Regions from separate parts of the Homo sapiens genome. Here region 2 is linked to region 1. A link is an interaction called in ENCODE POLR2A ChIA-PET data of the cell type or tissue named here. Cell type or tissue: Panc1. All regions are shown on one strand. Links, peaks and the distances in the headings refer to the core of each region. The heading gives the core; the rest is flanking DNA.

What was found. Peaks named below come from ENCODE experiments on the same cell type or tissue, not always from the same donor. Only the 100,000 strongest peaks of a DNase experiment are listed, where the experiment ranks them.
Region 2: POLR2A ChIA-PET joins it to region 1 with 6 read pairs; 1 of 35 experiments calls an interaction of 5 or more read pairs at or near these places.

The regions. Positions count from the first base shown.
Region 1 is chr4:95,146,603-95,162,636 of GRCh38, reverse strand. BMPR1B (bone morphogenetic protein receptor type 1B) reads right to left here. Exons shown (of 13, transcript NM_001203.3): 11 at 13,714-13,889; 12 at 9,864-9,994; 13 at 4,189-8,089. The coding sequence ends at 7,964. UNC5C (unc-5 netrin receptor C) reads left to right here. Exons shown (of 16, transcript NM_003728.4): 16 at 1-133. Among named protein-coding and RNA genes, the nearest start is that of UNC5C, 390 kb to the left of the region's middle. In Panc1, for the core only: CTCF peaks have their summits at 6,090 and 6,295 (motif pointing left); a DNase peak (open chromatin) is centred at 6,198.
Region 2 is chr4:95,279,661-95,295,694 of GRCh38, reverse strand. The region is part of intron 3 of UNC5C (unc-5 netrin receptor C); the gene reads left to right. Among named protein-coding and RNA genes, the nearest start is that of UNC5C, 260 kb to the left of the region's middle. In Panc1, for the core only: no CTCF peak of the experiment used is centred there; no DNase peak of the experiment used is centred there; H3K27ac peaks cover 1,544 bases.

The DNA.
Region 1 (16,034 bases), core at 3,989-8,988:
TGGCTGCCAATCCTGATTTTCCCTGCAGTCCCCTTGGTTTGTAAATTGCCTGCATTTATTCTGTCAGCCAACATGTACAAAATGTAAGAAAGAATTTTTAAACAGGTAATAAATTATATTTATAAGCAACAAAGTGCTGCCTCCTTCACTTAATAACAAGGTTCTCTTGCGTGTTCAGAGCTGCCACGTGTTTCTTCGGTGGGACAGAAAGGCTTTGGGTCCTGCGTGGATGGTGATCACAACCTCCTGCAGGCACAGGATGAGGTTTTAGCATGGTGCTACTAAAAAATCAGCTGCACACTGGAATCACCAGAGAGGCCTTAAGAACTAACGCCAGGGTCACACCTCCAGAGATTCTGATGGAAGTGGTCTGGGGGTAGCCTGGGTCTTGGGTGTTAAAAGCTCCCGGGTGGTACTAATGAGCGGTTAAGGGTGAGAACCAATGTCTTAGAACTTCTGCAGAATTCTCTGGGGCGGGAGCTTCTAAATAGAGTGTCAAGCCCTGCCCCCAGAGATCTGATTTTAAATGAAGCTTGCAAACAACTATACTAATAGGTAGGAAATGAAAGGTAAGCAACTACCAGCAGAGGAGTTCAGCTTGGTACAGGACTGCTGGCCACTGCCTTAGGGCGAGCAAGCCAAGGGCTCCAGCTGTGAGGTGCGAAGCAGCTGTGAGGCTGAAGACTAGAATCAAAGACAGCCCTGTCCTCCATGAGAGAACGACCTGGAGACACTTCCTTAGATGGACTGCCACCTGCCCCCACCCCTCCCCTCAGCCTCCGTGGCTGAAGGGTGTAAGCAATTGCCCAGCACTGAGAAGCTGGTCCATGCCATGGGCTGGAAGAAAGTGACTTAAAACAATCCATGCTGGGATCATGAATTCAAATGTTTCTCCAAGGCTAAGGAAGTAATGGAAATATATAAACTGGAACCTGGGTAAAATCAAAGGGAGATGTAAGGGCTGCAGCTGAGCCAGAGAACTCAAATTCCATATAAAACAATGAAAATACAATGAAAACAATAAAACACAAACAAAAACTGTACTTTACATAGAAAACCCATGGTGGCAAAGGCTCAGCCCTGTTACCAGACCACTAACCCCTAATTAGAAGCTTTGGTAGCTGAGATTCCTGCTGAGAAGGCCTTACCTAGGATGGCATGCAAGCATTTTCAAAGACTTCACTGAGGGCCCAACCTAAGCCCCTGTCTCTCAGTGGAGGTCCCTGGAGAGTTCTGAAGCTTGGCCTCCCTCTGCTCCTGTCTCTCAGTACCAGCATACAGGTGCCAAGCAAAGAACCTTCAGCAGCCCCAGAGATCCCCACAGCTAAGCTCAGATCAGAACCTAGGGTAGAAATTAGAAATTACTTTGCAGAGACAAAACTTCTGAGAGTGCAGTCATCTGTACTTTGCTGCTGTGACCAGATGGAGACAACAAGCTTGCAACTTACAAAATGACCAATGCCAACAAAATAACCTTTTTTCCTCAGCTGAGATTTACTGTCAGTATGCCTGTGAGTTCTGCGAAAAGTTTAACTTGAGCCCATGACACACAGAAGTGGGGTGTACAGAAGGTGGGAGAGATGTACCAATAGCAAATCTCAGCTGGTTTTAAATGTTGCTAATTGTAGATCCTGCTAAACTAATGGCAGGAAGAAAAAGCAGCATTGGCCAGGCACAGTGGCTCACGCCTGTAATCCCAGGACTTTGGAAGGCTAAGATGGGGAGATCACTTGAGCCCTGGAGTTTGGGACCAGCCTAGGAAACATAGTGAGGACTTGTCCCTACTAAACATAAAATTAGCCAGCCATGGTGGTGCATGCTTGTAGTCCCAGCTACTTGGGAGGCTGAGATGGGAGTCACTTGAGCCCAGGAGATCGAGGCTGCAGTGAGCTATGATCATGCCACTGCACTCCAGCCTGGGCAAGACAGAGTGAGACCTTGTCAAAAAAAAAAAAGAAAGAAAGAAAGAAAAAAAGAAAAAGAAGAAAGAAAGAAAGAAGGGAAGGGAAGGGAGGGAGGGAAGGAGGGAGGAAGGGAGGGAGGAAGGAGGGAGGAAGGGAGGGAGGGAAGGAAGGAAGGAGGGAGGGAAGGAAGGAAGGGAGGGAGGGAGGGAGGGAGGGAGGGAGGGAAAGAAAGAAAAGAAAAGAAAAGAAAGAAAGAAAAAAAAGAAAACAGAGGAAGGAAAGAAAGAAAAGAAAGAAAGGGGAAAGAGCAGTATTTCTGAGCACCTGTGATGTACCTGGCATGGGCCCTCACATAATTCAGACACTCATCTTATTGGTTCCTCACAAGAGCGCGAAGAGGTGGGAATTTACAGGTGGGAAGACTGGGCTCAGATTATGTACTTCCAAAGAATGAAAAAAGTGGAAAATGGTGGAATTTAAGCAGGTCAGTCTGAATTCCAGCATCAGGATGCACTCTTTTGACACAAGTGCAGCTGGCTAACCACCACCAATCTCACGCAAACTCTTCATTCTCTCTGCGTCAGACGCAAACCTTCCTGCACTCTCCACTCCCCAGACAATTTTGGGCTTCCCTGGTCCTGATCCAATCTCCAATGGATCCCCTCACAAACCAAACTTCTCATTCTGCCCTCCAGGGTCCACAATGCTTGGAACAATAGCCCTAACACATTCCCTCCCCTTTCGCAGAGGTGACAATTCAGGGGCAGCAGCAACAGCCTCCTCCTTCCACATCTCAAATACTCCACAGCTGGGAGGCAGGTGGGGTCTTTCTCATACAAAACTGCTGATTCCAGATTATTGCATTAAAAACTCAATGCTTTGCATGTCAGGCCTCCCGGCTCAGCTGGCCAGCCCCTCTCTCTGCCTCTCACTGCCTGCGTCCCTTCCCATTCTCCTGTGGCACTGGAGAATTTTGCCTCACAACCTTCCTCTCCCAAGACTGCCACCTTCAAAATCCACGAAGACAACAAATCTAAAGGCCAGGATTTGGGTTCCTCTTTCATCACCAACAATGTTGCCTATGAATTAAATTCACCCCCTCCTGCGATCACACTCTCAGCTGCTCCCCCTCTGAAATCTGACCACAGCCTCTCTCTCAGTAACTGTGGAGATACCACCTCCGCCCCCGCCCCATCAGGATTCCCTGTCCTGGGACCTGGGTTTTTGTTTTGTTTTGTTTTGTTTTTTGTTTTTTTTTTTTTGGTCTGTTAGCTCCTCTAATTAATTCCTTCCCTCCTCTGGTCCATCAGCCCCTTGATAGTAATAATTCTTACCTTCCATGACCTGTTGCTGCGTTTGCATGATAAACCAGTACCCTGAATGAATCCTATCTTCGTTGTCTCTATACCTGTATTTGGGTTGCTGACAAAAAGATAAAAAAAATCATAAACCACAAGAAAAGTGGCACTATGAATTTCTGTTAATACTATAGTTGAGCACTTACCACATGCTTGGTGCATGGATTATGTCATTTCATCTTCAGAACAACTCCAGATAGTGGATATTAACATCATTCTCATCTTCAAGGGGAAGAAACATCTTCAAGGGGAAGAAACTGACCACAGCCCCTCTCTCAGTAACTGCGGAGATACCACCTCCGCCCCATCAGGATTCCCTGTCCTGGGACCTGGGTTTTTTGTTCGTTTGTTTGTTTGTTTGTTGGTCTGTTAGCTCCTCTAATTAATTCCTTCCCTCCTCTGGCCCATCAGCCCCTTGATAGTAATAATTCTTACTTTCCATGACCTGTTGCTGCATTTGCATGATAAAGAGGTCAAAATGTGCCCAGTCACACAACTGAGGGAGTGAGGGAAGCTGGATTCACACCAACAGGCCACCTGGCAGTCCCAAGTCTACGCTTGGCCACTGTGCCACAGTCAGCTTCAGGAAGCCTAACCTGGCCCTCAGAGTTGCCCGTAACCATCTGGCTCTTTCCCCATCAAGCTGTAATTTTCCAGTGCAATTTTAAACCTTCTTCACTTCTCTTAAACCACTGACTTCCCTGCCTTTCCCCTCACTCTCAGTAGATGACTGTGTTTCCTTCACAAAGAAAGTAGAAGCCATCAGACCATTTCTCTTGTCCTCCTGCCATGAAATGTGAAAAACTTACCTGCATCTGCCTCCTTCATGGTGCCTTCCCACCTGCTACAATGGGATATTTTCAAAGATAATAAATAAATAAATAAATAAATAAATAAATAAGCACAACTATAACATAACAGTCATGTTTTTTTCCAAGGGGAGAATGAAGCCATTTTATTTAGGGGAATGTTAAAACAAAGCCATATACAATCTGTAACAAATACAATACAATTGTTTGTTCCCTAGTCCTGAATAATTACAGTATATACAAAATCTGTAAGGCACTGGTTCCCCCAAAAGAACAAATGAGTCTTCTTGTGAAACAGACAACGAAACCCCTATATTGCCAACTTTTCTCCAAAAAATATGGCATTGTTTTTTTGTTTTGTTTTACAAGAGGAATCACAATTGCTAAATTAAGTCACTTCTGATGCCATTTCTTTCATTTCCACTGCTATGTGTCTGGGTTTTCTAAGGCAATGTAACTACTGAACATGTTCAAGTTTAAAAAACTATACTTCTCTCAGTGCCGTTCCACCCACAAACAAAGAAGAATCAGATCAGACCAACAACATAAAACTTCTAATGAATATGTATGACTGTAGGAACATGAAATTCAGTCATTATTAAGTACTTGCTATACTTGACTACACACCAATTGAAATGTGTCAAAGAATTCCCTGTAAATAAAATCTCAGCATGTTTTCTAAGAAGCTTTCTGTTTGGGGAATTCAAAAATGGGCACTAATGACTTTTGAGCAGTGCTTTCCAGGAGGTCAAAGGCCTGTTTCCTCATACATAATGGTCATAGCACTCTTTTTGTGATTTAACAATCTACACACTTTTATAAATAAATATTATGTTTCATTTAGTACTTTATCATCCATAATATCTTACTCTCTAATCCACATAATGGAGTTGTGCCAGACTCCAAACTGAACATAATATTTATATATACATATATATTTATATATATACACACATACATAAACTATAAACCTGAATATCTTAGCATACAAAACTTATCTAACAACTAATAATTTAGGATTCCTTTGAGAGGGAGGGGTTAGAAGAAACTCTTCTTAGTCTTTGAAATAGTCCTGACAGTAAGCAATAAACAACATTATTAATTTCTGGGTTCTCATTTATTCAAGTGAAAGACAAATAAAATAAAATTCACTTCTGAGCCACTAGAAATTTTGAAATCATAAAGGATTATTGGGAAATGAGTAGTCTTTAAGAACAATTTAGTGTTATCTAAGTAAAGTGGATTTTGGTAAGATACAGAGAAAAATCTATGCATAAATAAATTCTTGTTTCATTGAGCAACTATAATCGCTAAGTGGGTCTTTTTAAGTATCTCAGGAATGTTTTTAAAATATTAATAGTGAATAAATTAGATTGAGGATAGGACCAATCTTTTCCAAAGCAACCAAATATAATAAGGAAGAAGTTTGAAGACTATTTTAATTTCTTCCCATCCTTCATTGGAACCAACACCTCCCTAGAAATCTAGCTTAATTTCAAATCATCACCTCCTCACAAAATATTCTGATTTGACGTTATCCACGTTCAAGTATTTACCAAAAAGAAAACATAATTTTATCTACAAGGTAAGCCCAACCTCACTTAAATTTAGGAAAAACCCAAGAAACAAAAACATGACCCACTTAACTGGCATAAATGTTTACCTGTTGTTTTGTAGATGATCTGTTTAGAGGCACTGAAGTTTCTCTTCAAGGCTCAGATGATTAGTCACACTTAGTTCTAACCATATATTCCTTCTAGGCTATCCCTAAGAATATAACTGACACAAGAGAAAGGAACCTTTACATTATTATTGAGGTTATTTTTAATATCAATTGAAGCAGCGTTCTGATTACAGTTCTACTTGTTTTCTAACTGTTTTCACTCTTTAAAAACACAATTTTTTTTTTTTCAATTTCAAGGATTACGAAATTCTTCTGTCTTAGTTACAAACAAAATGCAGCTATGAAGCACTGGGAAGTAAATGCAAAATATAGAAAGAATCTTCATGATTCTCCCAAACTGTAAGCACAGCTCACAAAGTCTCATTGCTTTAGAATGTTTTCTGGATGAACAAGTTACCAGCTGCAAACCGACTTCAGAAGTGAGGAAAATGTTTTCTCATGTTTCATGTAGCTGTCAAATTTTCAAAAATCCTCCATCCTTCAATCACCCAGTGGGGAAAATGTGTTATAAAACACTGCCCCCTGGAGTATTCTGGGAGGAATGTCTTAAAAAAAAAAAAAAACAGCAAGGAGAAAGTACTTTCAAATTCTTTACTAACCACTAACAGAATTTCTAAGAAGCAAAAGAAAACCACAGAAAGGAAATGTATATGAATAAAGTTGAGCAGGATGTGTACAACTTTAAACTGTATTGTATTCATGTTGCTAAACAATATTGGCCTTCTCGATGATTTTATTCATGTTGCTCCAAAGTTAAAACCCTGTAGAACTAAGTAGGTGAAGAGATATTTTGTATAAGTGCCACAGAAGAGAAAATATAATAAATTAAATAGTGAATTGAGCATCACTAGAATAAAATAAAATGAGTAGGCATTCCTAAGATGTGAAATGATCACCTAAGATATACATGCTCCAACCATATTGATTTTAGAACAAAACACAGCAGCCCATAACAGTTTGTGGCCTCTACTAACTGTCCTCTGCTGTCCCATCTAGAGGTTATGTTTCTCTATTTTTAAAATAAAATGTAGTTAAATTAGCCTGACGGATGTTTCCTCTCTATCCCTTATCTCAGACACATACAAAACAGACAGACAATAACAAAAAGACATCATCTTTATCTGTACAAAATAAGGTATGCACACTTTTTTCTTTGTGCTTCTGAGATTGGCTCCTTTGCATATATAAGATACAAGCCATCTGCACGATCACCCTCATTTCCTATCTTTGTTGACATGTTCCTCTTACAACACAAGAGCAAATTACCTCTATTTGAAAGCACCCTGTCTTCAACACAGCTCATGACAATTTTATTTAATATTGATCCTTTGAATGAGAGATCAAAAGCATGCACAGGTCAATCCTCTGCACATTAAAAAAAAAAAAAAAAAAAAAAAAAAAAAAAAGCTTTCTTTGTGTTTAATGAAAAGGGTTTTACCATGAAAGAGATGCCTAACTCAATCAGAAACAGAAGTGGATCTGAAGAACACCTATCAACAATTACTTCTATTAGAGTCACATAAACCTTCATTTGTTCCATATTGCCTGAAGCTGCAAAAGGCCACCTGCAGGAATTCCAAATGTGGTCCTAGACAGGCGGTGTTTGTACCCAGTGCATTCACATTACCATAGCGGCCCCAAATGCAGGGATGGCCAAAGTGGTCTGAGGAGGCCAAGACGGGGTGGGGAGTATGTTTAAGATGAGTTCCGTTCTATGTCCTCCAACTTAGACTGTCTTTTGGTTCACAGAGTGCAACAATATTTTACCAATGGAAAAACAAGTATTTTAATTTACCTTCCAGCAGAGTTCCTGGGAAGAATTTTGTTGTTATTATTTAAACTATAATACTATAACCCTTAAACCATCCACATTATCTGTTTTATTTTGGCAAAATGAAAGCATCTTAAAAAAAAAAAAAGGCAATCACAAAATACAGGGCTTTCTTAGAAAGCAACATGCATCATATCTTGAACAAGTTACCCAAGCGGTTTCTCCGTCCTACAAACAGACATGGATCAATCTCTCCTTCTGGGAGCTTCTCTGTCTTTGCCCAGGTCGCTCCCTGAGAGGTGAGGTCTGAACCCACTGGGAAGCAGGACGATGTTCAAGGCTTGTACTGTGGATGCTTATTTGATGTCTTTTGCTCTGCCCACAAACAGAAGAGTACCTGTTGGCTTTCTGCAGAGATGCTTACTTTTCCTCTCCTATCAGAGTTTAATGTCCTGGGACTCTGACATTTTGGCAAGTGTTTTCTTAACCCGCAGGGCTGTCAGCCTTGATGCAGGATTGTGAGCCCAGCATTCTGTCATGAGTTTTCCCATCTGCCTTAGACACTGAGGAAGAGAAATGTTAGAAAAATGTATCATCTGCAAGGCTGGCACCTGTTACAATGTAGCTTTTTAGTTTTAGGTTCATTAAGTTTGAATATATTTTTAAAAGGTACCCTTAAAACCATGTAGAAGTAAAATTCTGTAAGCTTTTTTCATGCAAAATTATATATGACTAAAACAGATGTTCATGTCTTCTTTGTGATAGAAACAAGCAGGTGGTTCTGCTGATTGTAGAAAGGTGTCTTTGAAATTAGTGTTAAGCAAACATAAAAATACCCAGGGAGTCTGTATTCCACTCAATACTCCCAGATTGTTTATAACACTTGATAAGTTTTAATCTTTTATCTAATTCCATACTATGCAAACAAACACAGTTATTCCTAAATCATAGCTGTCTGCTGCAGTAATAGCATCACACTGCACCATTTAACAAGATTAATGACCTGTGCACAGCATCACTAAAACTTTCTCCTGTGGTACATCAATTATTGGTCTTCCTATTGAAAAGTACAATTTCACTTCATAAGAAATCCTCAGTGAAGAGATATCAAGTAACACCAAAAGCCCACAATAACAGAGCTCCAGCATCTCATAAAGCTTTCTGCACAGCTTGCTGGAAAACGTATATATTATTTAGCATTTTAGTAACCAGACACAAAACCAATGAGCCAAAGGTGTTTTTGTTTTTGTTGTTGTTTGTTTATTTGTTTTAAGACAGGGTCTCGGTCTGTCGAGTGCAGTGTCATGATCCTGGCTCATTGCAACCTCCGCCTTCCGGGTTCAAGCAATTCTCGTGCATCAATCTCCCGAGTAGGTGGGAATACAGGTGTGCACCAACACACTAGGCTATTGTTTGTATTTTTTAATAGAGATGGGTTTTCACTATATTGGCCAGGCTGGTCTCGAACTTCTGGACTCAAGTGATCCACCCGCCTCGGCCTGCCAAAGTGCCGGGATTACAGATGTGAGCCACAGTGCCCGGCCCAGAGATTATATTTAAATGGCTTTTACACTTCAGAAATAGTGCTCTGTCCCCCCTTTGCAGTGCTTTGGTACGTTTGATAAGAGCCTGTTTTTTTTTCCAGTGGTGCTTCAAACTCATCTTGAACATTCCAGTCTGCCAGAGAACTCTAGAACATGGTGAGTTTGAAGGCTGCGAGGGTGGAAGGAGAGGAATGTGGAACAGGAGGAGGAGTCAGGAAAGGCAAGACTCATTTCTTCCTTACTAGCCGCTGCTTTCCAGACCTATGTAGGTTTCACCACTACAGCCTTAGAGCCAAGCTGAAGGTGGATTTGTTCAAATCACATCTCGTCATCCTTATTAACAAAGACACCCAGCACAGTCAGGCATCTTAACTAGGTCAACCTGTATCACTTTAACATGCCTACTTTTTTTCTCTAATCAAAATGGGAGAATGCTGTACATGGGTTTGTCACAGAGAAAAATTATGATGCTTTAAAAACACACACAGAGAAATAATAGGTTTTATGCAAATGTCAAGACATTATAAATAAAGAAAATAATGTTATTTGTTATGCAGGCTAAACACTGACCAACTCACTCAATATATTCTGGAAGTGGCAAAATAAAATTGGAAAAGTAGAACAAGTAATTTAACATACTACACTTATCTTCATATAAATTACTGCAATGAGGCGCCATCACCATCACCATCAAAAAAAGAAGAATTCCTACAATCAATATGTGGAATTTTAGCTAAAAAAGAAAAGTCTATTTAGAAGTCTGTCACAGCCACATGGTTACCTCAAGCCTTACCTCATCACTGCTCCACCGGTTTGGGAATGAGGGGCGTAACTTCTTGATGCACACAATCTCCCTCATGTCCTCATAAGAGGGGTCACTGGGCACTAGGTCATGATAAGGAAGCTGGTATTCTTCCACTATACCTAAAAATATGTTGTTACTATTATTATTATTATTATTATTTTCTGTGAAGTAGAAATAAAAGTCTAACACAGTTCTCAAAGGAAAAGTGCTATCAGTATTACAGACAAGTTCAGGCAGAAAAATAGCAAAATAAATCTTGAAAAATATTTACCCAAATGGTACTTAATCTAATTTAGAAAAAATGAATACAAAGCCCAATGAAAAATATTGTCATAGGTCTTCAAGCCTTTCTTTCCTAATTTCCAAAAGCTAAGTAAAACAAGCATCTTAAATTTATTTCCATTTTTATGAAGAACAAATTAAAAGACAAATCTATATTAAATCTCAATGCAAATCTGCAAGACATATCCTGAACTCATACTACATGTGACTGTTTCTATTACTATAGTATGAAACTATGAATATCATAATAAATTCAGAAGTGTATCCTACTTGAACAAAATGTCAGATTTACATTTTTTCTGCTTAATTGTAGGAATGTGGTTTTGCACATTAAAAATTTAGAAAATTACAGACACCCAAAAATATTAACCATGAATTTTTTAGGTTCAAGGATTATCTGATTTTTTTCCTATATTTATCCAAATTTTCAGTAAGGAATACATTACTATTAGAAAAAATATGTATTGTTAAAAGAAAAGAAATATAAATCTATAGCATCTTCATAAAAATGCACACTAAACTTTCATTTTATTGTTCCTAGTATTTAATTTCTACCTTCTTCCTCTTCTCCTTTAAAAATGCAGGCTTCTAGTATCTTCTTTTTCACCTTCTTAAGATTAACTCCTTATAATAATTACATTAGAGGCTGCTGCTCTGAACAATCTTTTGGGAGCACCCCTCCTCCCTATCCTAAATCATCTTTTATAGAAATATCATTGCTTTTCATCTGAAAAAGATGATGCCGTCAAGTTGGCAGATTATATATCACATCGTTAAATTCACTGGGGGCTTACTCTGCCAAAATCTGGGGTCTGTGTTATGTTCTTTCTTGTAAACTCAAATCTGTTATAAAATCATCAAGGACCAGAAGGTTCAGAAGTTTTTTCAGACCATTCCAACTCACCATTTGTCCTGTGCCCTGCTGTGACCACAGAGCTAATTATATGTATTATCTATGTTAATATTTCCTTTCACTGTGTTTTACCTCCATATGAGATAAGAAAAGCACAGGGCCTAACACGCAGGATGTGCTCTGCTTCATTTCAGTTCTTTCTCCCTTTCTCATTCTCAGGACCATGGCCCTGGAAACAGCCTGAAGGCAAAGCCCACATCTCTTTAACCCATCTCCTATTTTCCGCTGGTGGATGGACTGATGGATGGGGTGGGGTAGGTGTATCTACTACAACAGACGAAGGCAGAGCTCACCACTTAAAATTATGAATTACTCAAATCTAACTGTTGAATAATAGGCCTTATTCTTTTCTCCATGTCATGTAATCAAGTTTTCAAAATTTCCTGTTAGCTGCCATTTAACTCTGTTTGAAACCTCAAACCTTTCTGTCTTTCTTCTCCTTTAAAAGATGGAAAGGCCTACATCTGGATGTGTCTCTTTCACCCAGAAGGGCCTGGACTAGAAAGATAAGCCCAAAAAACTTCTAATATCTTCATAAAGTGTTAGAAAATAGAATTTTGTGTGCTTTGCCTCTCTGGAAAAATAAAATCGCTTATTGAGAGCTTCCTCTATCCCAGTTGTGGAAACAGGTATGCTATATAAATTATCTTATTAAATTCTCACAAATGCGTTTCTGAGATGACATTATTCTCCACACTACTCAGATGAGGAAACTTGGCTCTCAGGGGTTAAGTAACTTGCCCAAGTCCATTCAGTTGGTATGGGACAGAGCAGGGACTCCAACACCTCTAACAATAAGGCAACATTATAGCAAATCTCCACATCCAAAGACAGCCCTAGCAAAGCAAATTAATACCCTAGCACAGCAATTAATACCCTGCTGTTTATATAAAGCTACTTTGTTTTTAAGCTGAGAATAATTTCTCCTGTATTTGGCCCACAGGCTTTCAAATATAGGCTTCCTGTAGCCCTGTTTGTTTTAGATGTTCAAGAAAACATAATTAGAAAAATAACCTTGTTCTCTACACCTTCAACTTCCATAAAGCTATCTTAATTAAGTATAAGCATATTATTTTTTAAAAGGCTCGTCTACTTGTTTTTTTTTTTTTTTTCTTTTTAAATACAGACTGGGTCCCAATCTATTGCCCAGACTAGTCCTCAACTCCTGGCTTCAACTGATCCTCCCCGCTTGGACTCCCAAAATGCTGGGAATGCAAACGTGAGGCTTATCTACTCTTTATAATGCGTGAAATCAAGGCATAGACAATTTGTTAAATTTTTTGGTTACTTCTTCTTTACACTTAGAATGAGAAATTTATTCAATATCTGGTTAGAGAAAATTTCCTGCATTAACTTTCCTTTTGCACAAAATAGTTCCCTCACTTCAGAGAGTATGTGTTCTATTTCAAATTTCTTAAAACAGGTTCAGAATTCCCAAAGTGATTATTAGAAGGCACTGTGCCACTGATAATGATCTTTCTATTGAAGTGTGAATGCAGGTTGATTAACTGTTTCTTCTTTGTATTTAAATATGAACCTAAAGATGTTATGGCTCTACCAACCAAAATGAAAAGTATTAATAGTAATAATAGCTAACATGTATTGAGTGCTATTTATGTGCCAGGCAGTTCTCATTATCTTTACATTGAAACCATACAACCACAGAAGCAGATACAATAATTCAATTCATCTTTAAGAGGACTCTGAAACAAAGAAAAGTTTATAACCTGTCCAAGGCATCACAGATAAATAGCAGGAACAAGAACACATCTCAGTACTAGTTAAGTGCATGCTGCACTTTCAGAATCTTCAGCAAGCTCATGTTTTCATGAAGATAGACTTAAATTGGCCATTATGAGGAACAGCAGCAGCATCAAGGTTTTTTAATGAGCACAACCATGGAATAACATACAGAAGAGTTGATACAGAAAAGCCAAAGATTCAGCTCCTTGCCTAAAAGGTGTCAGAATTTACTCGAAGACAGACTGTAGAGCAATCAAAATAGTACAAGTAATAATACTTCTGAATATTTAAATATGTCTTCTTGTTCATTATAATTGTTTTTACTAGGGAATCCTCATATGTGTAGAAAAAACAATATAAAAAAATAATACTCTGATACTTTAATTTCCTTTTGATAAAAAACTGATGTTTTCAAATTGCTTTATGGGGAAGTTTTATAAAAAATACAGCAGGTAAGAAATGGGTGTCCGACCCCACATTTATGGCCTACTGTCATCTCTGCAGAGGAAATCCCAGGGAATGGAGTTGGGGATGGGGCCCAGCAGCTAGGTGAGAATAAACTGGCAGGGACAGAAAAGGGGGTTTGATTTCATCGAGCAACTGCTGGAGGAAGAACCCAAGACAGAAATAAGACAATACACAGAGCAGAAAACAGTGATGCTTGAAAAAGCAGGGTAGGCTGACAGTGTGTCTAGTGGCAGCTGGAGGAAGGAAGCAGTCAAAGATTATTCTAGGATGTCGAATATAATTTCCTGGAAGCACTATGACTGCATCAACAGAAATAAAGGGGAAAATAAAACCAGATCTTATAGACAGTATGATAACTTTGATTTCTGATCAGAAAGAAAGGATTTATAGTAGCTCCAATAGTAGCTTTTCAAAGACAGCACTGTTTCTTACCTCCTGATACACATCTCCTAGCAACCTCCCAAAGGATGAGGCCAAAACTATACATGTCAGCCATGATGTAAGACTGGAAGTGATTTCTGTTCAAGCTCTCGTCCAACACTTCTGGAGGCATATAGCGTTTGGTGCCAACTCGAGTGTTAGGTGGTATGTCAACTTCATTTGTATCACTAAGGAAAAAGTAAAGCAAAGCATTACAGCATTGAAGAGGACCAACAAAAACGAATCAAGGTGATTCTGAAACAATGGCTTTAGTTAGTGAAAAGTGGAAAAGAAAAACTTTCCAGGGAATAAAAACAATTTCTTAAAGAATATTTCTTGCCAAAAGCTATATTAAATATTTACAGGTTAAAAGCCAATGAAAGGCAAGCTGATACTGTGGTGCATGCCTGTAGGCCCAGCTATTCTGGAGGCTGAGGTGGAAGGATAGCTTGAGCCTAGAGGTTCAAGGCCTGACTGGGCAACATAGTGAGATGCCATCTCTTAAAAAAAGTTAGAAAAAAAAAACAATGAAGATAAAACTCAGTCAGAATGAAGCTGCAGCATTTAAAATTGCATTACCAATAGATCAAATTTATACCCTAAACAACTGCTAAATATATATTAAATATCTAAAAAAACCCTCTTCCTTCCCCTCCTATTTTAAAAACTTTACTCTTAAAATGGGCATGCACACATGACAATTTCATGTGAAACAGTATTTTTTAAGCCAGCTGTTGTAAAGCTCTTAGATCTATAAACAGGTTTCAAAAGGGGAGAAGGAGAGAACCAACAAAGACATGCAATTGTTTTACTCTGACAAGGTGGGACATATAAAAAAGCTTTCTGCTATCACTATTGTTTTATGAACCAAATAGCATTTAACTTTTTTTTTCAAAGGAAGAAAACAATAATGGAATATAACATCTTTAACTTTCTGAAAATTTTACAACAGGCCCATTTACTATTCCTTCCCATAGACTGGGAAAAGAGTAATGACGGAGGGACAACAACCTGCACACTGGCACTTGGGAACCATTGCTTCAGTGCGATGAGCTGGAGCCACAGTTCCAGCCCCTGTTCTAAGGGTGCTGAATGACTAGGCTGATGATTAAATGAGATGACATGTACAAGCCCTGCCAACATGGTACTAGGCACATATTAGATACTTAAGTACTGTAACTCATCAGAAAGTAAAGGAACTAGGTAGAAAAGTAACAAACCCTAGATATGACAGATGAACAGACTATAACCAAATAAGGTATACTATAAAACCAAAAAGGTACAGAAACTCATTATTAAGCTGAACTCTGTGGAAAATCTTGAATAAACCTTTCTACCTCCTGATTCCCAACAATTTTTTTTTTTGCTTTTGCTTTTCATTACACTCTATTGACTTTCAAGAATTTACATGTTATTTCTCCTCAGCCTGGAAAACAGATTCATTTATCGAATATCACACTTATCCTGCTGTCATAGATAGTCAATACCAAAACACTAGTGGCTTCAGGAAAAAAACAAAAATCAAAAACCTCTGGGTTTGATCTCATTGCCTTGACCACTTCTACAACATGAAATACATGGTGTCATTTTTTGTCATTTGAGAACATTTTAAGTGTCATTCTGAATATCTCAAAATTTTTACATTTACTAAAACATAAAATGCAAAACTTCATTTTAGAACATTTTAAAGTCACTTCCGGCTAGAATTCTTAATCTAAAATTTTATGTTTTAGATAAGATGACATATCAACAGATATGTCATCAGTGTACTCATTAGGCCCCTCGTGGTTTTCTAGGTGCAATAATAACTAGCCTGTTTTCTTAAATAAAAGTTAAGACGTTAAAAAAAAAGTTAAAGTGTAATTAAAAAACAAAACAGATGGTATTCTTTACCATATGCAAACATAGGTCCCAGTGTTCTGGGATCTTTTCTAAAACTGGAAAAAGAGGCTAAAATGTTAATTCTCAGCACTTATTGGTATAATAGAAAATTGTCATTTGTATGTGTAAATGATAAATGACAGGGGAGGAAAGTATGCTGAGAAGAGACTTAATGGTAAACTGGAAACATGTCAGATTGAATAGATGCTACAAAAGCTCCATTTCCATTTATAAAGCACGCTCTCCTCCTACTCCACCTGCTGACACCTCTCATGGGAGCAGAGTAGGGATTTCACTAATGTGGTGCCAGCATGTCCTAATTTTAATTTTTAATCATGAGGAAGATAGTGGTGACCCCAGGTAAGAAGTCCTGGGTCCCATGCAGAGAAAACAAACATGAGGGTTTGCAGATGAAAAGAAGATGGTTAAAGACCTCCACTGTATTCCAGAAC
Region 2 (16,034 bases), core at 4,343-9,342, 130 kb before region 1:
AGAGGTGAAGATCACCACGATGCTAAACTTAAATAAGTATGATTACCTCTTACCTAATTAGATTTATGCTCATTTGATGTACTGTGGAGGGGCCCATAGTTCTTTCATGAAAAAGCTCTATTTTCAGTTTATAAACCATAAATGAATATTGACTATTAATTTATGTATTTAAGCTTGCTTACAATATTTCACACATTCAAACCATGTAAAATGTAAAAATAGGTTTGTGAGACAATCAAGGCAGAGGAAAAAATGGAAATATGAAAGTTAGGATTCAGCCAGGCTGTGCTGAGAACATAACACATCTGCTTTAAAATCCTGCACATTAACAAGACAGCAGTGCCAAATTTCCTAGGCGGGTCTGGTAGTTTTCATTCAGAGAAAAGTTTATTCTGAGAGAATTCAAGTTGCCACTACAATGGTGTCCTGTGCAGAACCCTTACTGTAATACAGCTCCCAGTGTCATCATGGGGTTGTTTCTTCCAGTGTCTCTTGTTACAGGCTGATGAGTGAATCCCAAAGCTTAAGGTTCAGGCAAAATATTAACATACAAGGTCTTTCCTCAGGAACAATTTGGGTTTCAATAGTGCCGCTCTTGATGTTACCATTGTTGACAATGTTGTGATTGTGTTGTGGGGGTAAGGATATGATGGAAAAAGCAGCATAGGAGACTGGTTAATAGCACAAGCTGAGGGACAGATTGACTCATGTTCGAATCCTAGTGCCATGACTTCCTACTGTGACCTTAGTCAAGTTACTTGACCTCTGGGAGCCTTAGTTTCATCAACCATAGCATGAAAAAGAGTTATTTTAAGATTAAATGAGATAAACTTGTAAAACATATGACATAGTGCCAGACACAGTGCAAATGCTCAGCGAATGATAATAGGTGTTCATAAAAATGGATATAACCATTTTAAACAACTTTATATGTTTATTTTGAAACATCAATACTGAGCAAACTTTGAAAACTGAAAAGTCTGTCTTTCCTTTACCATTTCATGTCCCAGGGCTAGACTGTCAATCCTAGAGGTTGAAATTCTCTGCTGATTCACATAAAATTTGACTGTAATTTCCAACCCCTTCTGCCCATGCCTGAGGATGGAAGAACATGCCATATGGTCACCCTTATCCTACAGTCATGAGCTATAATGGGATTTACATGCACCCAAGATTCATCTTCCGGGGAACAGCAGGATGGCTCCTCCGGATTTCCTCTCGATCGTGTGTGCAAACCAATAAATCACAGCCAGCATCACAAAGCCTGCTGGCCACAAAGAGGAATAAGGTAGTTCCTAGAAAGAATTAAGGATGATCAAGGTGGCCCCTCCTGGCTTCCTCTCACAGCTCACTCATCATTTTCACTGAGAGAATAACTACATTTGTGACCCACCTGTGGATTTGGATCAAGTCTTGTTCATATTCGTGAGTCTATAGTATCCAGCACACTGTCTAAAACAGCAGCGTCCAATAGAAATATGCCAGCCACAAATACTGTTTACACTTTTCTAGTAGCCACAATTTAAAAAGAAACAGATAAAATTATTTCGGTCATGTATTTCACTGAGTCCAGTATGTCTAAACTATCATTTCAACAGTATTACCAATATCAACAAGTATTTATGAAATACTTTTCTTTCTTTTTGTCATACTGGTTTTTCAGAGCTAGTGTGTGTACCCTTACAATAGCTTCAGTTATGACCAGCTACAGGTCAAGTGCTTGAAAGCCTCATGTGGTTTGCATTGGACAGATAGGCTCCAGAATAATAATACTGATAATAATGGAAGTGCTGTTTCAATCATGTATTATGTATTAGATCATTCAGTCTTTGCAAGGACTCTATGTGATGAGTGTTATTATTATTCCCATTTTATAGACAAGGAAATTGAGAGCAACGGGAGATTAAAAATCGCCTGAGGTTATACAGGTGGTATATGGAGCAGTGAGTCAGGCCAGCATCCAAGTCCATGTGTTTAACCAGTACACTGGGTACAAAGAAGGGAGGAGGAGACAAGGATTTGTAGATCAGCTGGCAATTCACAAAAACATCTTATTCTCTACATGCATAATGTTTATAACTGGTGCAATGTCTTACGTTGTAATCCCAGCACCTTGGGAGGCCAAGGTGGGAGGATCACTTGCACATAGGGGTTTGAGACCAGCCTGGGCAACATAGCAAGACCTTGTCTCTAATAAAAGCCAAAAAAAATTAACCAAGTGTGGTGGTGTGCACCTGTGATCCCAGCTGGGATACTACTGTCAGCCCAGAAGGCTGAGGCAGGAGGATCCCTTGAGCTCAGGAGGTCAAGGCTGCAGTGAGCCATGATCACACCACTGTACTCCAGCCTGGGTGACAGTGAGATCCTGTCTCAAAAAAAAAAAAAAAAAAAAAAAAAAAGCTCACTATTATTTATAATACAGAAACATAAACAGACCTTGGCTTCCTGCCTCTCTTCTTATTGCTTTGTCTGCTCTAACCACATCCATTTCCTTGTTTCCAGAATGCAATAGATTCATTCCACATATAGGCTGCTTGCAAGAACTGTTTCTTCTCACTTGAAACATTCTTACCCCAAGTCTAAAACTGGCTTACTTTCTTCTTTCATTCAGATTTATACTGAGATGTCACTCCTATAGAGGGGTCTGTCTATCCGGGCCTCAACCCTGTCACTTGCCTAATCCTAATCCTGCTTTATTGTTCTCCATAACATTTTTCTTCATCATTATTTGTTTTCTTTTGAGTTAACCATCTGCCATACCAGAATGTAAGCTTCACAAGGACAGAGACTTTCTTTTCTTCCTTGTTGTCTCCAGTGCCTAGAAGACGTCCCTTGCCTGTGGCTGCTGATAAATAAATTAAAACATAAAAAAATGAAATAAAATTGAATTAAATTGAAAGTACATGATGGGGAAAAGTGAAGATACTATTCAATGTGAATCATTTGTTCATTTAATAAAAATACTTTTTTTCCCCAAGGAATTCAAGAACATCAGGTAGCTGGACGTAATTGCCTCTACACTCTTGTACTTATTACGTTTCTGCATAGCACTTCTCACCTTCTAAACCATCATACATTTACTTATTTATTAGTTAATGGTTTGTATTCTGTACCCCCTCACCCCCTTAGAAAGTAAGGTCCACATAGGCAAAGATTTGGGTTTGGTTTTTTCACTGATTAATTCAAAACGCCTAGGGTGATTCCTGTCACAATGTAGGGACTCAAGAAATATCATAAAGGAATGAATGAATTGACATTTCTGTATTTAAGTATCTCCAGTTAAATATATATGTAATCTCCGGGAGGCTGAAGCAGGAGAATGGCGTGAACCTGGGAGGCAGAGCTTGCGGTGAGCTGAGATCGCACTACTGCACTCCAGCCTGGGTGACAGAGCAAGACTCCATCTCAAAAAAAAACAAAAAAAATTTATATATATATATATATATATATATATATATGTGTGTGTGTGTGTGTGTGTATATATATGTATATATATGTGTATATATATATGTAATCTCATGAATTATTATATTGGTTCACATGTACAGAAGTCCTGATTTGTGGCCTTATGTGTTACTTTTTTATTTTCTACCTGTCTACTCTACTTGGCATAAAACAAAATTAATTATACAATTTAACAAAAATAATGCATTTCTTTAAACAAGCATCCTGAAAGATGAAGGTCATACTATAAACAGTTCTAGTAGCCTAACACCAAATGTACTGGCAGGATTCAGCAGGCTCCCCTGTACACCAGAATAAATGGCATTTTTACTAAGGTACATTTCTGAGTTGTAGTATGATACCTTGTATAACAACCATTAAAGCCCACATTAATCCAATTATAAGTAACAGAGGCCATATTTTGAATTGGATAAGATTAAATATATACTTTAGACATTTTTAGATAAGGGAAAAATATTTAAACAATAAATTAATTAATACTCTTGTTTTATATAAATCTTGACAGTTGTATTATCAGGTTATTCCTATTTCAAGATTAAATATTATAATGTATACCTGATTGTGTCAGTCTATATTTTTTCAAACATATTTGCTTTTGTAGATGGTCAGAAGTTCCCAAGTTTCATGGATGCCCCACAAATTCTTAGGCATTTATAGCTCATATTTATTCTGAGAGGTAGACAACGAATTCATAGAACACAGTCTCATAAGTCATATTTTGGGGGAAATCATCTATACGTATGTTATAGGCAGGGCTGGTAACACACTGGACAAAAATGTGTTATTAAAGTATGTTTTATGCTGTATGAAAAGTGAAGTTTATGGCTAAAATGCTTATTTGCAAGAAAACAGCTTGTCTGCAATCATTGCATTCTTTTTTTTGTACTCTGAGAAAAGAGCCTTAGCTTTTTGGTATGTCAGTTTCCTCATCCATAAAGTTGGCATATTTCTTATTATTTATCCCTAAGACATACCTTAAAAAATACTGTGATGACATATAATCATTTTTTTTCTGAAACTAAAGATGCATTTTGAATATAAAAGAGTGGCTTGTATGGATTTTTTTTCTTCCTCTTTTCTGTAGTGGATGTCATTTGGAGTGCTAGCTGAAATATTTATTTTTTTAAAAAACTCTTTAACAAGACTATCTGAATACAAATGTGTTTGTCCTATAAATGCCCAAAAGTCAAGAAATAACGAAGAATGGCTGAAATTGTCCTCCCTTCTAAAGAGTCTTTGTTCCCTGGAATTTCTCTCATTTAAATGATCTCAGTGCAGTAAGTGATAGCCAGGGCTTGGCACGACTGAAGAAATTACCAAGCTTACCTTTCTGCTGACTTGCTGCAGATCATTCTAACCGCTCTTCCTGGTTATGAGTTATGATATTATGAAAGTGTTTGTGGTAAATTCCTAAGAGAGAACGAAAACTTTACCCCTTACAAAAGCAAAATGCGGTTATAAAACAACAGGAAAAAAATCAAAGTCGATTGTCCTTATTCTTTCTTCTTTAGTCTCTGTCCTAGTAGCCAACATTTATTATATGCTTACTGTATGCCTAACTCTGTTATAAGACCCTTGTTCATGTTAACTATCATAATCTTCATACGACATCCTATGAAGTAAGTTCTGTTATCTTCATTTTGTAAATAACAAAACAGAATCATGGAAATATTAGCTAACTTGCCCATGTCACCTGTTTAGGAAACACTGAATCTGAATTTTAAACAAACTTTTCTCTTTGCAGTCCAGTTCATTGCACACAGTTGCAAAAAACATACAACCATTCTTGACTTTTCAAACTATAGAGGGAACTGCATATAGTTGATTTTTGTTTGTTTTATTGTTTACAATATTTGAGAAGGAAAGATAAGTTAAAAAAAAAAAAACACCACCAAACTTTTTATTTCTTTAATTTGTTTTTTCAGAGACAGGGTCTTGCTTGTCATCCAAACTGGACTGCAGTGGCATGAGCATAGTTCACTGCACCCTTAACTTTCTTGGGCTCAAGCGATCCTCCCACCTCAGCCTCCCTAGTATCTGGGACTACAGATACCTACTACCATACTCTGCTAGTTTTTCTATTTTTTGTAGAGATGGGGGTTCTCACTTTGTTGCTCAGGTTGATTCCAAACTCCCTGGCCTCAAGCGATCCCCAATCTTGGCCTCTCAAAGTTCTGGGATTATAGGTATGAGCCACTGCACCGAGCTTCAATTTTTAAAATATTCTATAACCTTTATATTTACAAACCACAATAAGAGTTGCTTAGCATAATAATATTTTTCTTTATTTTTAAAAATTCCAGCAAAAATCAGATACTCTATTCCTGGAAAAGAAAACCATAGCTAACATTTCAGGGCTCTATGGCATTAAGTCAGGCATTTTTCACTTTTAATAAATGCCCAAAGCTCTGAAGGCCAATCTAGTTCTTCCAAAATATGCTTCACTGTTTGGTTCACAGCAGTTATTTCCTGTTAACAGCCAGATTTGGTGATTTAAGCATAAATTCTAGTCTGCTATGACAACATAATTAGCACTTTCCATCATTATTGGAAGAAAGATACATTTTTTTCCCTTTAAGAACACAGTATTATTACTTTGAGTGACCATGAAATCATTTGCTAGAGGAGCACTTTGAAAATATATTAAAACAGCTTTTTTTAAAAAAATATTAGAATGTGTTCAACACCATTGTTCAGTGAGTGTGTAAAAAGAATTAACTGAAAAGCACCTGAAAATATGAAAATGTGAATCATAGTACAGCAGCTGTATTTGCTTAATGCAGGGTCAGGCCTAGGTCAGAAAGTGAGTAAGCTGGCCAGCAGCAGATAACAACATGAAGCTCTTCTAAGTACAGAATTTCCACAGATCGAGGGCCTTTTTGTCAAGACCAGTTCAATTTGGGAAGCAAGAAGCTTATTTCTGATATTTGGAGTTTGGCTTCTTAGTAAAATTTAAAGAAATAAATATCAGTACAACCATCAACTCTGTGAACACTTGACAGCAATGCTGATTTAGGGGCTGGAGGAAGTGGGTATGTAAATGAGTACATTGACAGAGGACTCTTTATGTAACTGCACTGTCCTAAGTGTGCTATTTATATTACCTTTTAAAATCATCACAGTAATCCTATACAATATGTAATAGAATTATCTTCATTTTATGGATGAAGAAATGAAAACATAGCAACCTCAGTAAGTACAGAACTAGGATTAAACTATGGCAGAGCAGATCCAGGCTCCATGCTTGTAACCACCACAGCAGGATAGATAATGACCCCCAAAGGCATCAGGTCCTAATCTCTGGAATTTGTAAATATTAACCTTATGTGGAAAAAGGATCTTTGCAGATTTGGTTAAGAATCTTGAGATGGAGAGATTTTCTGACATTGCCCAGGTGGGCTTTAAAGGTCATCACAAATGCCTTGTAAGAGAAAGACAAAGGGAGATTGACACAGATTGAAGAAGAGAATGCAGTGTAACCACAGAGGTAGAGATTAGAGGGATGTAGCCACAAGCCAAGGAATGCCATCAGCCACTGGAATCTGGGAGAGGCAAGTCATGGTCTCTCCCTAAGAAACTCCAGAGGGAGCGCATAATCCTGCTGTCCCTTTGATTATGGCTCAGTGAAACTGATTTCAATTATTTGGCCTTTAGAACTACAAGTGAATATATTTCTGTTGTTTTAAGCCAGGAAGTTTGTGGAAATTTCCACTGGAAACAAATACAGCTGCTACGCGGCATCCATTTTCCAGCAAATTCACATCATGGAGTAATCCACTTCTAAATAGCTGGTGAGCTTGAATGAGTGAGTTAGCCTCTCACAGTTCTAGTTATATAATCTGTAAAGTGCTGGGCACGGTGGCTCACGCCTGTAATCCCAGCAGTTTGGGAGGCTGAGGCAGGCGGATCACAAGGTCAGGAGATCAAGACCATCCTGGCTGGCACGGTGAAACCCCGTCTCTACTAAAAATACAAAAAAATTAGCCAGGCATGGTGGCGGGTGCCTGTAGTCCCAGCTACTCGGGAGGCTGAGGCAGGAGAATGGTGTGAAACCAGGAGGCAGAGTTTTCAGTGAGCAGAGGTCGCGCCACTGCACTCCAGCCTGGGTGACAGAGCGAGACTCCCTCTCAAAAAATAAATAAATAAATAAATAAATAAATAAATAATCTGTAAAGTGAGGGGGTTGGACTATGTGACTTGTAAGACATTTTATAGTTATATATCATAAGGGAAATTGTTTCCAGGCCTTCAGTAAAGGGAATTGCCAGATTATTTTGGGAACTGAATTTAACTCAGCATTTACTAAGGCACTGCTATATACCCAGCACCAAGCACCAAGATTTATTTGATCTCAAAGTATTTTTTAAATTTTAATATGTAGCATTCAAGGCTGGGATTAAGTTTGTTTTTTGAAGTAAAACTAAGCAGTGACATGATATCGGATAAAAACATGGCCATAACTGTGCAGGCACATTGCATATCAGGAGTTTCTGTGCAGTGAACTCTAGGCTGAGGATGCAGATTCATTGCATCTTGCCTGTTAATCCCTGCTCCGCTGTGGCCTCCCAGAGTCCTGTGTTGGAGCAGATCCTGAAGCTAAATCCAGACTCTGGAGAAAAGAATATCGTGGTCAGTTAGGTATAGACACACGAGCTGGAAGGGAATGTAGTGGTTCCAAATATTTGCCATTCCTACTCTAAAGAACAATAATTCAGATCATAACCACTCTTAACTGTTTCCTGCTATACCTGAAAGAGCTTCAGGTTTTTCTTCAAAGCAATTGTAGAAATGACAACATTGGTTCCGAAAAGAATGTAGAGACATTTTTATTCTAAGTAATCATCAAGAATTACAGAAATGACTGCAAAGTGTCTTTTCAGCCATCAAGAAGCTTTTTCTTTTCCTAACTCAGGTGCTATTGGTTTACATTTATTAAAAATGTCAGCTAATCTTCTGAAGTGCCCACATTTATGGCCTAACATTCCTTCTGAAAGTAGGTAAAGGAGTATAAGTGAATAATTATAAAATATGAATTTATGAAATGTTATGTATGCAATCCTACTAACAAAAACAGCTTTACTCACCAACATCTCTTGTTGGCTTTCTTGGTTAAGTGTCTGACAGTCAGAAGCAAAAGGCTCTGGGGATTTTCTCTTGAGGTGAGAGAGAGGCCACAAGAAACATTAAGGTAACTTGACACTTTCAGCATTGAACTATCTGGACCATTGGTCTCAAAGTAGCAGTCCACAGGTGCAATATGGCATCCCACTTTTTTGGTTTAGTCCTCAAAATGTTGGCCCACACAAGTATTTTGATAAAGTTTTAAGTAGCTGACAACATATACAGTTAGAAAAAAAAATCTCATAAAACTCCATATTACCAACTTCTGTTAGTCATCAGATTTGGGGTCTGTGGCCCATTGAGCCTGCATTCCTATTGGCACCATGCAGCCGGAGCTAAGTAACGAGAGTAAAGAGGAAGCTGATTGATTGGTTTTGTACCCACATCTCCATTAAAAGTTAGAAACAAAAGACAACCCAGGTAGGTGTCATGTTTCAAGAAAAAAAATCTTATGCCTAGCTTTCTCCCATTTGTTACCTGAATGGCCCCTGGAGACATATGAAACTCAAGTCCTGTGCTAGACAATGTCAGCCATCAGCTGGTACAAAAGTGAGCTCTGGGACTCTGTGGACACACCAACACGGACCCAGTAAAGCAGGCATTTAGAGCCACCGTGCAGAAGCAGATCTGCATGGCTCCCCACAGCCTCCTACAGTGCCCACAGTGCCATGCGTAACTTGGTGTTCCATAATCAACGAATCAATTCATCAACCAGTGCTTCTCAGATTTTAGTGTTATGCAGAAAACACACCTGTGGAGTTTGTTAAAACTGTAGATTCCCAGGGCCCAACCTGAGTGTGGAATCTGCAGTTTAATCAAGCACAGCAGGGTAATACCTGCATATCTCTTTATGAAACATCACCTTCAATTATTAGCCCTCCCAATTGCTTTGTCTCACTTGGTTATGTTTATTTTGATTAGTAGTGATAACAGTAGATGTATAGCCTAATAAAATTTATTAATACTTCGGGGAAAAAGTAGAGTGGGGGATTATTATCTTTTGGGCACTTACTATATGCTAGGCATGTGCTTAGAATTTTATAGGTGACCTTTCCTATATAACCCTGTGAAATTATACCCATTTATAAGCTGATGAAACTAAGGCAGGAAGAGGTTAAGCAATGTGCTTAAGGTCAAATGGATAGTCAAGTGGTAGGGTCAGGACCTAAACCCAGGGTTTTGTATGCCAAAACCTTGTTCTCAGCCACAGTGTTAGCCTACCCAGTGGTTTTCAGACCTTTTTGACTTACAATAAAAAATAGGTTGATATCATGATCCACTAGACACATACCCGCATCCTTACACACAGAAACATATGAGTGTATATACACAAACACATCTATAAGACTATGTATATCTTGATAACTTCTGTTCATTCAGTTTCACACTTTTTAATGCTGGGTTTTAATCCACTGAATAGATGTTGTAACCCTCTCAAGGGTCATAACACTCAGTTTGAAAAACAGCAATAAACCTGAAATTCCATAAGAACAATAAGGAATATTAGATACTATAGTTTATGGACCTTATGGCCAAAGTGTGTGTGAGAATTATGTGTACAAAATTTATGCAGATGAGTAATCACCTTTCATTTCAGAACTCTCTGAGTAATAATAAATGTAATTATAATAATTTATTACATACGTTGTGCTTTATAATTTTCCAAACTTTTCAGATTCAATATCTATTTTAATATTCACAAAACCTGATGAAGTCTAAAAAAAGAACAACAGTAATAATGTAACATATCATTTATGTCTTATCATTCTGTGGAATTTAAGGATTTAGATTTCCACTAGAATAGTCTATTGAAGTATACCCATTGAAGAATTACTTGCTTCATAATATCAGTCTATCACATCACCAATATTTTGTTTTCTTAAAAAAAGTTATTATGTGCTTAACGATGGATAGAAAAAAATATTTTATTCTAATAAATAAATCTTTCTGCATAATGAAGTACCTTTGGTGAGATAATAAATATTTAATAAATGTAAATCATTTTTAAATTAGAATAAAACATGCTTATCTTCTTCAAGGCAATAGTATCCACAACCTGCCTGCTTAGCTAACACAGGGAGATGCTTTTGCTGATATTTTCTCCTAGTCTTCTAAAATCAGCAGGGCTCAAAGGTGGAGAGATGTTAGTATGACCCATGACAATAGAGCCTCCACTTTCCTATTATAGGTCACACTCACCCTTTTCAGACAGTGACAGGCAAAGTTGCTCAAGAGATGGCACTGGGAAGAGGCAGGATGTTCTGCCCCTTTTGTAAATACGCACATTGGCATGACAGGCTTTCTTCCACACTGTTTTGGATAGGCATTTTCCTCCCCTATCCTCTCTGTCCCATGGAGACAGACAATTAGTTTTGTCAAAATAATTCTTAGTGCATTTACAATCATCAGGGCCTGAATTTTCATCTGCTTTTGTGGATTACATTATATTACTCTCCAGGATTTATACAAAGAATTTGCTAATTTTTTTAAATACCAAATTTCTGTAACCCACTTCTCTCCCTAGTTTCTAACTCTTACTCACACCTGTAGATCCAAGTGTCCAAAAAGTTCTGTGAAAGTCGTTCTGAGGAGAATATTATAAGCTGTTGTCTTCAAAGATGCGTCAACTCCTTGACTTTTGAAATAATTTCTTCTATTATTTCTCTTGGACACATAATGGCAACCAAGAAGTACCTTACTCCACAAAGGATAAGCTTTTCCCCCCTAAAATGTGTATTTAAAATCTCAGTCTGTTCAGTAATAGGTCCTTACAGCAAAATCATCCTTCAGAATTATCTAGTAATTCATTTTCATTTCGTAAATATGGAAACTGAAGGCCAGAAAATCTGTCTCCCAGTGAGTCTTCTTTTCTGCTAACTGCATTTTTTTGTCAAAAAGCAGAGCTAATGTTTGCAGAATGCCATGAATCATGTATTCTGCATCACAGCTAATTTGTAGCCACAGTATATTGTGCAAAAAAAAAATCACTGAAAGCATCAAAATTCTACCACCCAAAAAATGAGACTTTGTATGCACATGTGTGTGTCCAAAGGGACTTTCTTTGGTTATGTATAAATGGAAAATAGAAATCTATATTGTTTCAGGTCTGATTCTACATCTGCTAATTGGATTTCAGTGTATGGATTTATTAAGCCAATATTCATGTTCTTAAGTAAACATCTCTCTGAAAGCATACATATGACGATAGCTTTTAATTGGCAGAATCAATGACTAAATTAGATGCATGCCAAGTTGACTTTGCAAAAGTAATCTAGGTTATTAATGAAAGGACTTCATACTTAATTTTAGTAGCAGTCTTATAACTAATGGAAAGAAAGCAGAATGTAGAATCCTAAAGGTCTTCCAAGGGCAGAACTTCGTCTTTTTTTTCTGACAGGAATGGCCACATTATTCTGAACCATTCTGTTTTACATCTAATTCCCAGCTGACAAGTGTTCGTTTTTCATTCTTATTCATTCGTCACCCCTGTGTTCACTCTGCCTGCAAGGCAACTGGCCTGCCTTCTATCACATCTCTCCAGATGATAAAAGATATGCTTAAAATCTTATCTACCCTCCCTTCGCAGAGTAGCGAGGCAGCATGCTGAAATGAGCGGCTTCTGTGCTGCACGGCCGCGATATATCCTATGCTCATTACACAATCTGAAAGCCAGAGAGGAGGTTTTACGGCAGGAATTAAAAGCGTTTTTCAGGAAGAAGTATTGCCTTGTAGGGGGTTAAATGTGAGATCATTCTAGAAATTAGATAAAATTTACATAGAGCTTAAAGCCAAACCCTTAAAATAATTCTGTGGTATTCAGTGATGGTTTAGTTAAACCTGTCTCTGGAAGTAGATGCCTGTAGCTGTCGCCATTCTCAATTAGGAAATAAGGGCCTACATAAAATGTGCCTTTATATGGCAAGAATTAGAAAACTGTGCCAAAAATTGCACCATATTCTAAGAAGAATTACAGCATGCTGCACTCAAACCCACTGCCCGTTAATGGTGCTACTAACTTCTGTCACCTTAAAATTTTGGAAAAGAGTAGTAGATACCATTGGGACTTAGAAAACAATACCCCAAAATGAAGGCCTCAGAAGCAAAAGTTTTCTCTGACCTTCTCCTGCCCTCCTGTCTCTCAGTCCATTCTTCCCCAAGACCAGCCATGGAAAAGACAATCCCTCTTCCCCCGAGGCGAGTCATAGAAACCCCCTTAGTCCAAAACCAGCCACAAAACTGAAAAATATTATTCTAAATTTCCATCCTCCATTTTGTGTAAAAAGTGACCATAAAAAATTTATCTAACCTACCTTGTGTGATCATAGGTCATAAGACCCCCATTCCAGAGAGGGTCCTGCCTGACACCCAGATGAAGGAAGGAATGAATGCTCAGAGAGGCCAGGAAGAATCTAGACCCACAGTCTTGCTGGGCCTCTCCACTTAGTCTGTTAACATTAGGTCAGATTCTTTTTGTCCAATCATATTTCTACATGGCTGTCCAGACTTTGTTGAACGGAAGCATAAAAATGGACAATTATCCCTGGATCTTTATGTCTTCATTCCAAAGGCTCCCATGTGTACATGTTAAATAAAATTTGTCTGTCTTCTCTCCAATTAATCTGCCTTTTGTGACTTAGTTGATTTTCCAGTGAACCTTCAGAGGGCTAAGGAGAACTTTTCCCTCCGCCCCTACAGTACCCAGAATGGTCATTTCCCCACTTCCTGGCCACTCCTCATCACAACTTGGTTTCTGCTCCCGGTCACTCCTAAACTTCCCAGACCAATGACTTCTCTCCTATGAGTACTTCTGAGTCCTTCACTGCATTTCTCCTATTGACCTCCCCATTTTTTAAAATTTTATTTTCCTCTTGGCTGCTCTGATGCTAACTTCCTTGGGTTTTCTCCTACCGCTTTGTTCACTCTATATCATTGGATGACAGCTTTTCCTCTTGAATGTCACTGTCCTCTTTTTTTTATGCTGCAGTCTCTCCCTGGTGATGCCATCTGTTTCCAGTGCTTCAGCGATTGCCTAGTTGGTGAAGCACAAGAAATCCTACCAGGCCTTCTTTTCCAAGCCCTAGACCTGTGGTTCTCAACTGGGGGTGACTTTTCCCCTTAGGGGACATTTGGCATTGTCTGAAGGCACTTATTTTGTTAAGGTTGGGATGGGGTTCTAATGGTCTCTAGCAGGTAGAGTCCAGGGATGTTGCCAAGTATCCTGCTATGCAAAGAACAACTGTACCGCAAAGAATTACCCAGTCCCCAAAATTAAAAGGGTTGAGGTTTAGGAACCATGATCTAGACTACTATACTTTTCAGTTTGAATGTTTCATAGATATGCCAAACCTAACATGTACCAAAATGAATTTATCTTTCTCTCTGCTTCCCTGCCCATCTTGATACTATGCCACTCAGTGTTTGTACCAAGTTAACAATGCAGTAGCTGAGAATATAACATTATCCTTGCCTTCTGGCGCTCTCCAAATACCTACATCTTCTTCAAGGTATGATATATTTATTTCTAGAATTGCTTCCTCCTCTTCCTGTCCTCTATCACTAGCTGAGTTCAGGACCCCATCATCCCTCATGGTTTATTCAAATGAGTCCCTAACTAACTTCAGGCTCCTCACCACCGCCTCACTCCATCAGTCACTCTGATGGACACCCTTGTTCTCTGATCTTGCTCCTTTGAGGGTTTGCCTTTCCATAGCATGACAGAAAGGCTTTTCATAAGCACACCTCAGCTTACCTTTCTAGTCTTCTTTCTGTGTCTTGTACATCTTCATCCTAAGTACCTAATAAAATGTCTACCATATGGAGACAATGAATAAATGTTAAATGAAATTGCTCTATTTAAATACATATATGCCTTACTTTTTCTTGTTCTTAGCCCTCATTTTGTGATATCTTGATTAATTTAAATCAGAGTGAGTCACTATGTTATTTAATTTGAGAACTCATTCCAGTTATTATGTCTTTGCCCAACCCCACATCAGGCAGAAGTTTCTCAGAATCATTTTTTACAAACAAGATATACTTTGTCAAGAACATTGAAGCTCATAAATGATATTCACTGCTGCTCTTTTTATTGGTATCTGGTGTTTCATCAAATTTTATCTCAGTGCAGATCAAAAAAACAAGAGAAGCCACCACATCAGAAGAGAAAATTCTTAATGTTTCCATTGGAAGAGTACAAATTAACCAAAAGAGATGTCGGGGGATGTGTGGGGTGGCAAAATGTAGAAAATCCGTATCAGCAGGTTCTAAGGCAGCCATTGATTATTATGCTGTGAGGCTCCAGGTAATTTGGTCAACATGTTTTTTGGAAGTAAGATAATGACATGGTTTAGATAACTTTAAAGTTATGATAACTCTGTGGATTCCAAATGTTCATTTCTTGTTGTTGTTGTTGTTGTTGTTGAGATGGGGTCTCACTCTTTCACCCAGGCTGGAGTACAGTGGTGCAATCTTGGCTCGCTGCAACCTCCGCCTCCTGGGTTCAAGCAATTCTTATGCCTCAGCTTCCCGAGTAGCTAGGACTACAGGCCCACGCCACCATGCCAAGCTAATTTTTGTATTTTTAGTAGAGACTGGGTTTCACCATGTTGGCCAGGCTGGTCTCAAACTCCTGACCTCAGGTGATTCACCTGCCTTGGCCTCCCAAAGTACTGGGATTACAGGCATAAGCCACTGTGCCTGGCCCCAAATGTTCATTTCTACAATATATTCAATGTCTTGACAATCAAATTAGAAGCATTTTTCTGATAGAAATTCTATCACATTTGGAGGTCTCTTGTCTTGCCTCAGACCCTCATAGATCTATGATTTTCTCACAACCTTTATAATCTTGAGGGTTTTCTTCTGCTGAGAAATTCAACAATATGGCAAATGTGTAACAATGCAGTCCTTTCTCAGTGCATTTTTTTCCAGGTGCTTTCTGGTAGAGCTCTATTAGGGATATACCTTGCGAGCAGGGGTCACAACCCCTGGGCTGAGAACTGGTACTGGTCCGTGGTCTGTTAGGAGCTGGTCGCACAGCAGGAGGTGAGCAGGCTAGTGAGCATTAACACCTGAGCTCTGCCTCCTGTCAGATCAGTGGTGGCATTAGATTCTCACGGGAGCATGAACCCTATGTGAACTACAGATGCGAAGGATATAGGTTGCACACTTCTTATGAGAATCAAACTAATGTCTGATGATCTGAGGTGGAACAGTTTCATCCCAAAGCCATCCCCCCCATGCCCCGCCCCAGCAGTCAGTGGAAAAATTATCTGCCATGAAACCAGTCCCTAGTGTCAAAAAGGTTAGGGACCACTGCTCTAGAGTCTTCAGGTTTCCACTCGCTAGTTCAATCCACTGCAATGCTGCTTTCAGATTCTTATGTCTTTATCAGGGACCTGGGATAACAGAACAGAGGCATTAATTTTTTATTAAAATTCACTGGGTAA